Linked DNA regions of Homo sapiens: region 2 is linked to region 1. A link is a contact called in ENCODE Hi-C data. All regions are on one chromosome and are shown on one strand. Each heading gives the region's core, a stretch centred on a gene start or an enhancer-like site at or near the end of the contact. The rest is flanking DNA. Distances are from core to core; before and after follow the strand shown.

Evidence for each region. Hi-C counts contacts between places; a loop is a spot of excess contacts on that map. Pooled maps may share reads with other maps.
Region 2: a map of PC-9 shows a loop between it and region 1 (4-fold over the local background). The contact joins two enhancer-like sites. A Hi-C loop is called at or near these places in 1 of 168 maps with a recorded cell type or tissue (PC-9), 9 of 37 single-sample maps with no recorded cell type and 9 of 50 pooled maps.

What each region holds. Positions count from the first base shown.
Region 1 is chr3:149,509,101-149,513,259 of GRCh38, forward strand. No RefSeq gene overlaps it. Among named protein-coding and RNA genes, the nearest start is that of TM4SF4, 36 kb to the left of the region's middle. RefSeq lists a silencer at 3,367-3,466. Within about 2 kb of position 2,176, at least 3 of the 41 ENCODE cell types and tissues checked have a DNase peak (open chromatin) inside an H3K27ac peak, as active enhancers do; they include PC-9, where a contact is called at or near this core.
Region 2 is chr3:150,182,269-150,186,427 of GRCh38, forward strand. No RefSeq gene overlaps it. Among named protein-coding and RNA genes, the nearest start is that of LINC01213, 54 kb to the right of the region's middle. Within about 2 kb of position 2,028, at least 12 of the 41 ENCODE cell types and tissues checked have a DNase peak (open chromatin) inside an H3K27ac peak, as active enhancers do; they include PC-9, where a contact is called at or near this core.

The DNA.
Region 1 (4,159 bases), core at 926-3,425:
AAAATATAATCAATATCAGTATTTTTATATGATTACTCAAAGCACCTCTCATGAAGAGAACTGCACATAGCAGCCTGCACTTATTCCTATGCTTTTTATTTCCCAAGTCATTCTATTTAGTGGTTTTACTTTGTCTGTGTGTAAGAGGCCAGAATGCAGAGACAGGCTTCTATAATCCTCAGAGTTAAAAGAAAAGAAAAGGCAACTCCCTGTGATCTCTGCCTTCTGTGATGGGCTGATCCTGTCCCTTCTCCCCTGCCCACCTTCCCACCAAGAGCTCTCACTCTGGTACAAACATGTCCTTCAGGGATAGCTGTGCTATTATCACCCTACTTGAAAGCTGAGGAAACTGAGGCTTGAAGAGGTTGCACAACAAGCCAAGGACACTGAGCTAGTCATGGCAGAACAGGCATTAAACCTAGGACACCTGTACCTCAAGTCCAAGCTCCCCACCACCTGGCTGTCCTGCCTGTCCCCCTAAGTGTCAACACAAAGACGTCCAATGGCGGAACTACAGCTCTCCTGCACTCCACTGGTCAGGCAAGGAGAAGCTCAAGGAACCAAGCTGTATGAAAAGGAGCAGCAAGTACTGATGAGATGGGGCCAAAGGGGAAAATCCCCTGGAGGCTGATGTCAATGATCAGCCGCTAAACCTCCCAGGCTACTTTTAAACTTGCATAACTTAACTTTCCAGGCTTCTTCCACAGTGCTTTGATTTCAATATTTCCCTGTGTGGCCTTTCCTGGAGCAGGGAGAGAAGGAGAGCTGGGTGCTAACTGTGATACTCAGCAATGGTGTAGCCTTGGAAAACCTCCCCATTTCTTTGGGCCTCAGTTTCCTTCTCAGTAAATGAGAGCAATTGAGTCAGGCTGTTGCTAAGTTCCTCTTTAGTGCTATCATGCTCTGGTTTTGGAGTTGTCATAAGTAGCCTGGGGCCAGGCGCAGTGGCTCATGCCTGTAATCCTAGCACTTTGGGAGGTTGAGGCAGGAGGATCACTTGAGCCCAGGAGTTCGAGGCTGCAGTGAGCTATGACTGCACCAGTGTACTACAGCCTGAGCAACAGAACAAGATCCTGTCTCTAAAAGGAAGAAGAAGAAGGAGGAGGAGGAGGAGGAGAGAAAAGTAGCCTGGGTCTACAGAGCTTAGCTCCTTTGCAGAGCTTTTAAAAATCCCAGTGTCCATTCCCGCCCCACTTCCAGGTATATTAATTTAATTAAGTGAGTTTGGAGGCCAGGCATCAGACATCAGTCCTTTTTATTTTTAACTCACCAGGTGATTCTAATAAGGAAGCAGGTTGGAGAACTGTTCTGGAGTGTTTTCAAACTCGAGTCCTGGGGGGTTTGCTAAACACAGAGTGCCAGCTCCCACCCCAGAGTTGCTGATTCAGTAGGCTTGGGGGTCGAGTATTGCTTCTTTTTTTTTCTTTCTTTTCTTTTCTTTCTTTTCCTTTCTTTTTCTTTTTCTTTAGCTGTCTTTCTCTTTCTTTCCCTCCCTCCTCTTCTTTCCTTCCTTCCTTCTTTTCCCTCCCTCTTTCTTTCTTTCCTTCTTTCTTTCTTTCCTTCCTTCCTTTCCTTCTTTCTTTTCTTTCTTTCTCTCTTCCTCTCTCTCTTTCTTTCTCTCTCTCTCTCTTTCTTTCTTTCTTTTCTTTCTTTCTTTCTTCCTCTTTCTTTTTTGACAGTTTCTCTTTTGTTGCCCAAGCTGGAATGCAATGGTGCTATCTCCATTCACTGCAACCTCCGCCTCATGAGTTCAAGTGATTCTCCTGCCTCAGCCTCCCGAGTAGCGGGATTACAGGTGCACACCACCACGCCCGGCTAATTTTTTGTATTTTTAGTAGAAACAGGGTTTCACCGTGTTAGCCAGCTGGTCTTGAACTCCTGACCTCAGGTGATCCACTTGCCTTGGCCTCCCAAAGTGTTGGGATTACAGGTGTGAGCCACTGCACCCAGCCTCCTTCTTTTTGTAGAGATGGGGCCTTGCTGTGTTGCCCAGGCTGGTCTCCTATCTTGGCCTCAAGCTATCCTCCTACACTGGCCTCCTAAATGCTGGGATTACAGACCTACCCCACCATGCCCTGCTGGACGTTTCTATTAAGTTCCTTAATGATGCTAATGCTGCCAGCCCAGATTCCACACTTTGAGAACTGCAGAAGTGTTTACACTCTCTTAAATAGTACCTACGGTCACATGAATTATTTTTTCCCAGCCTTGGAGAGCCTGAAGATTTCATCGCATTCTTAAAGATCCATGACCCCAGAAAAATTAAGAGCCAGATTAGAGTCTAATTATGCATTGAAAGCTTTTTCTAGGCAGGGTTTCACAGGAGATGATTTTGCAACTGGTTCAGTCTTGGAGTAGTCCCAAGGGTGTATATTTGTGTTTGCTTAAGCACCTGGGCATTGCAGGCTATATGATGCCAACACCCTTACCAGTCCACACTCAGTTTCCTACCAAGAAATTGCAATACTAGGAGCATCAGCTTGGTAAAGAGAGTAAACATGACAACTTTTCCCAGCATCAAATGTGAATATTGTGGAGAGGTAGAAAAACAGGGAGAGGGGAAGAAAGAGAATTCCCGTGATGCTATTGAAGCAGAAATAAAACCTCTGCAGATAATCCTGCTGCCTATTGATGTTGGGGCCACAAACTTGGGAAAATGAATGTTGTGCCATCATAATCACCCTAAGGATCAGTTACATAACATTTAATCATAAATTATACTCATCCAAAATGTGGCATGGGAAGTTCATATGTAAACTTTAATGTATTTTTTTATTCTTTAAAAATTTCCATTTTTGTGAATGTTTTATAATGTACACAATACACTAGAACAGTCATTTTGTATTTAATTTATAACATTAAAAAATAAACAAGCAAACATACATACATCGGGGCTCCATGATGAAAAAAAAAATTGGAGATTACTCCTTAGGTGTCAAACTTGACTGCACCAGAATCACATGGAAGCTCACCGAACAAATGCAGAGTCTCAGACCTCAGTCTCTTTCAGGTTCAGGAGGTCTGAGAAATTCACAGTTACACCAACAACTTGGGAAATTCTAAGGCAGGTGAGCCATTGACTCTACTGTGAACCCTGCTCTGAAAATGACTTTAGTTTTTTTTGTTTTTTTTTCTCTTTGTACTTAATAACTTTATTCTGACTCAAAAGCCATAGAACTCCTCACCAAAGGACACATAGGTCAGTGCAAAGAAGGAAACAAACACGTCTGTATTCTGCATGTCTTTCTCCTTCCCCCTTCAGCAATGCCCCATCCTATTCCCAGCCCTGGTCGGCTGCACCCCCTGAGCCAGGCTCTGGTCACTCACTACACCATGACAAAGCCACCTGCCGCCTGCTAATGGTGACTCGGCTCAGCCATTAGAGGGCAGCAGATAACAGGTCACTAAGCAGATAATTTCTCCGCGAGCAGGTTTGCCCATCTTTCTAAATAATCCAATTTTTCTTGAATATTTTCTCATCAAGGAACATTTTCCAAAAACCTCATAAATGCAAGTCATGGAAGTGACAGCAAACAAGCCCAAGATTGCACTGTCCAAAGGAAAGGTTTCCGTGTTAGGCATGGCTCAAGGTGCTAGGTACAAAGCAAACAAAATCCCTGCTCTCATGCAGCTGACAAGTTAATGGGGGACAATCGAAAAGTAAGTTATCTCTCACTGTTAGATGGTGGTAAACGCTGCGGAGAAAGACATGGCCTGGGCCAAGAGAAGGAAAAGCTCAAAGAAGGGAATGAATATTTATTGACCATCTATGAACGACTGGTTTTCACATAAGTCACTTCTCTTCATCTTCACCACTCTCTCATTGTACCCCTCCCTTTTTTATTATGCCAATTTTACATGTAAAGAAACTGAAGTTCCCACCGGGCACGGTGGCTCACACCTGTAATCCCATCACTTTGGGAGACCGAGGCGGGCGGATCACCTGAGGTCGGGAGTTCGAGACCAGCCTGACCAACATGGTGAAACCCTGTCTCTACTAAAAATATAAAATTAGCTGGGCCTGGTGGTACATGCCTGTAATCCCAGCTACTCCAGAGGCTGAGGCAGGAGAATCACTTGAACCCAGGAGGCGGAGGTTGCGGTGAGAGAAGATCATGGCCATTGCACTCCAGCCTGGGCAACAAGAACAAAACTCCAT
Region 2 (4,159 bases), core at 778-3,277, 670 kb after region 1:
CTAGCCAGTCAGCGGCTACATTTCCCAACCTCATCAACCTTTACGCATATATGGGCCAATTAATTGGTTCGCCCAATAAAATGTGAGCAGAAGAGCTTTGTAAATGGCCAAGTGGGTAAGAAGCAGATGTATTTCCCAGTCTCTTTCCCTAACTGCCCGCTACTGAGAGGACGAAGAGGAAGAGGAACCACAAGGTGGAAGGGGCCTGGGCCTCTGAACGTTCACATGGAAGGCCATACAATGTGTCTTGGACTCTGATGTGAATAGAAAATAAACCTTATTAAATCTCTGAGATTATAGGTGTATCTGTTTCAGCAGCTAGTTTTACTTAACACATGTGAAAGGCCAGAGGAGGCTTATGGGGAGCAAAGGAAATTCAAGAATCTAAATGATGACTCTTTTCAACTCCTCCCACCTATGAATACAGATCTTAGGCTAATAAATACAGACACCCCACCTACGTCTTAGGCAATCATCAAGGCAAGGTTAAAGAAAGTTTCCCTGTCTCTCGCCACTTCTACACTTAGCCTTAGGCTCCATACTTTTAGTGGTTTATTTATCTACCTCAAGGTCTCCATCTGTCATCTTTTAAATCACTTTTATTCTAGCTAAAAATGTTGGAGGATAGGAAGGACACTGGGTATTTATTCTAACTATTTTGGGGGACAGAAAGGTAAAGTAACAGAATCAGATAAACTGGTGAACATCTTAGTTGTAAAGAAAAGGGGGCGCTATTATAAGAAAACACTGTTCTATCTCTGAACTTTAGGTTTTCTAAGGGAGACTGCTCTGTAGTTTGGCTAGTACATTGATGGGTTTTAGATGGGCAAACCTGGGCTCAGAGAAGGATCTAGGAAGAGTTGAATTGAGTTATTCAGCATAAAAGTATGAAAAGAGTTGAAAAAAGGAAAAGAGATGAAAAGAGAGAGGTGACAGCAAGACTCTGAGATGCCAGAGGGGTCCACGGGATGGGGCATTATGGATGGTCTCAGTGATGGGGATGGAGACGAGACTGTTAAATCCAGGAAACATGAATGTTGAGCGTTAGACTGTCTGGTCACCTCTATGTAGCTCCCGCTGTCTACCCAAATTTTCAGTGGAGGTTTTCACATCAAAGACACCTTCTATGGGAGGTTTTTCAGGGGCACCTAAGGAAGGGCTACAGTTCCACAGACAAGTTGACAAACTGTGGAATGCAGACAGCATATACAGGCAGGAGAAGACCCATAAACAAAATGGATCCAGATGGAGCTTGGAATCACAGGACCATTCACTCCACAAACATTGAGCACCCAATATGTGCCTAGGACTATTCCAGAGCATGAGGACCATGCCTGGAACTAGATAGACAAAGTCCATGGGAACTCACAATCTAATGGAGTGACAGACAATAAATAACTGAACAGATAAATACATGAGAAAAATAAAGCAGAGGATATGGTGATGAATGGAGGCTCTGCTTGAGAATGAATGGTTGCCTTGCAGAGGCAACACTGAAGCCGAGACTATTCTCATTAGGAATTTACTATCAGCTTTGTGGGGGTGGAGGTGTAGGTTGGTCAGGAGCAGAGTGACCCCAGTACATGTGGATTACAGACCAATCATTTACTCATTTCTCCTGCTAATTCTCTTCCTTTTCCCTACGATGATGTAATGTTATTTTTTCAGTAAACAATAAAAAATGTATTGAGTCCTTCTTTGTATGCTAGGGGGAGATAGTTGCTACTCAGAAGGTTATAATCAAGGTTGTCGCTGAAGTGGGAGTTCATGGATTCCGCTTCCCTCCCGTCTCTAAGGAAAAGGCAGTGAACTGTAGGTTCGAAATCATTTGATCTCACGCTTGCCTAGAAGCAGAAGAATGAAGCTGACTAGAACACCCCTTAAGCCTCTTAGCTGTCCTGAGGGAAAGGAGCACTGCACCCTCCCCCAGAGTAAAGACATCGCGAATTAATTCCTGGGTGGTGGACGGCGACGTCCTTGTCCTGCGGGAAGTGCAAGGGCACCCGCTCAGGGTTGTGAGAAACTGCGGGGCCCACGCTGCTGGCGAGAGTCAAGAAGGAACGAAAAGAAGGAGCTCCATCTAGCGTTGTTACGAAACAAGACCAGCGGCATCCTGAACAGTTAGCTCCTTTCTGAAGGGCGAGTACCAAATGAAAAACGCACCTTATCTTCCGCCTAAAAATTTTACCGAAAAAGCCAGAGCCGCTGGGCTGTGGGAATTTAGCGCACAGTACAAGCCTGACATCACCTTTGTCTGGGAATGAACCCAGGAACGGAAAGAAGACTAAATTATCTTAAGGTCTTGCTTATCAGTAACTACACATGAAATGTTTCCTCCTAGGACAGGAGCGCAGGCTTCTTTGTTGTTATAAAATCATGATCTGGGGACTTGACAACGTCCAGAGCAATCTGGGGAGGCCCATAAATGGGATCCTGTATATTATGACTTTGGGGACATTTGTGCAAGTATTTGTAATTGATGGGTCATAGGGTTCACATACCTTCAACTTCAGTAAACAATGACTAACTGCTTTCCAAGGGAAATATAACAGTTTACACTCTCATCAAGACTATGAGGGTTCCCTTTGCTCCTTATCATCTGCAAAAGTTAGTATTGTCAGCCAGTTTCATTTTTGTCATTCTGATGGGTGGGGTCAGGATACTTCATGGTGTTTTAGTTGGCATTTTCTTAGTTACTAGTGAAGTCAAGCACTTCCCATATGTTTCTTGTCTATGTAGATATCCTCTTTTGAGAATTATTTATTCAAGTCTGTTGGCCAATTTCCCAAGGTCTGCCTTTTTCTTAGTTATTTGTACTTATTCTTTATATATTCTGGTTAAGAGGCCTTTATTAGTTACATATGTTGAGATATAGTCCTTCAGTCAAGGCTTGTTTTTCATTTGTTTAATTGGTGTCTCTTTAGGAACAGAGGTTCTTAATTTTTATGAAACTCAATTTATAACTCTTATGATTTTTGTTTTGTATCTTATTTAAAAAATATTTCCCTACCCTGAGGGAAGACATTGTCCTATATTACCTCTCAAATCTTTATTGTTTTGCATTTTGCATTTAGGCCTAGTCTCCTGGAATTGACATTTTATTAGACAGAAGGTAGTGGTCAAGTTTTATTTTTCCTATTTGGGTTTCCAATTGTCCCAGGTTTATTTGTTGGAAAGACACTCCTCTTCCCACTGTTCTACAGTACCACCCTTGTCATCAATCGTGTTCATTTGTGTGTGAGTTTGAGAATGATCTACTCTGTTCCATTGTTCTACCTTGCCTGAATATAAAACTGTCCAAGTAACCTACAGATTCAATGCAATCCCTATCAAGATTCCAGTGTCATTTTTCATAGAAATAGAAAAAAATACTAAACTTCATATGGAACCACAAAAACCTGAATAGCAGAGGCAATTATGAGCAAAAAGAACAAAGCTGGAGGCACTACACTATCTGATTTCAAACCATACTAAAAAGCTACAATAACTAAAACAGCATGGTACTGGCAAAAAACTAGACACATAGACTAATGGAGCAGAATAGAGAGCCCAGAAATTATCTCTCACATCTACGGTCAATTGATTTTTGGCAAAGGTGCCAAGAATTCACAATGGAGAAAGCCTAGTCTCTTCAATAAATGGTGTTTAGAAAACTGAATATCCACATGCAGAAGAATGAAATCGGACCCTTATCTCACACCATATACAAAAAGTCACCTCAAATGGATTAAAGACTTAAAAGTAAGACCAGAAACTGTAAAACTCCTAGAAGAAAACATAGGGGAAAACCTACATGACATTAATCTGGTCAATGAGTTTTTCATTTAACCCCAAAAGCATAGGCAGCAATAGCAAAAATAGACAAATGGGATTGCATCAAACTAAAAAGCTCTGCACAGCAAAGGAAATAACCTACAGATTGAGAGAAAATATTTGCAAGCCATACATCTGATAAAAGGTTAATATCCAAAATATTTAAGAAACTTGGACAACTCCACAGCAAGAAAAAAACAGTTAAAAAATTGGGAAACAACTTATATACATAACTCTCAAAAGAAAACATACAAATAGCTAACAGATACATGAAAAAATGTTCAACATTACTAAATCATTAGAGAAATACAAATTAAAACCTCAGATCTCACACCCGTCAGCATGG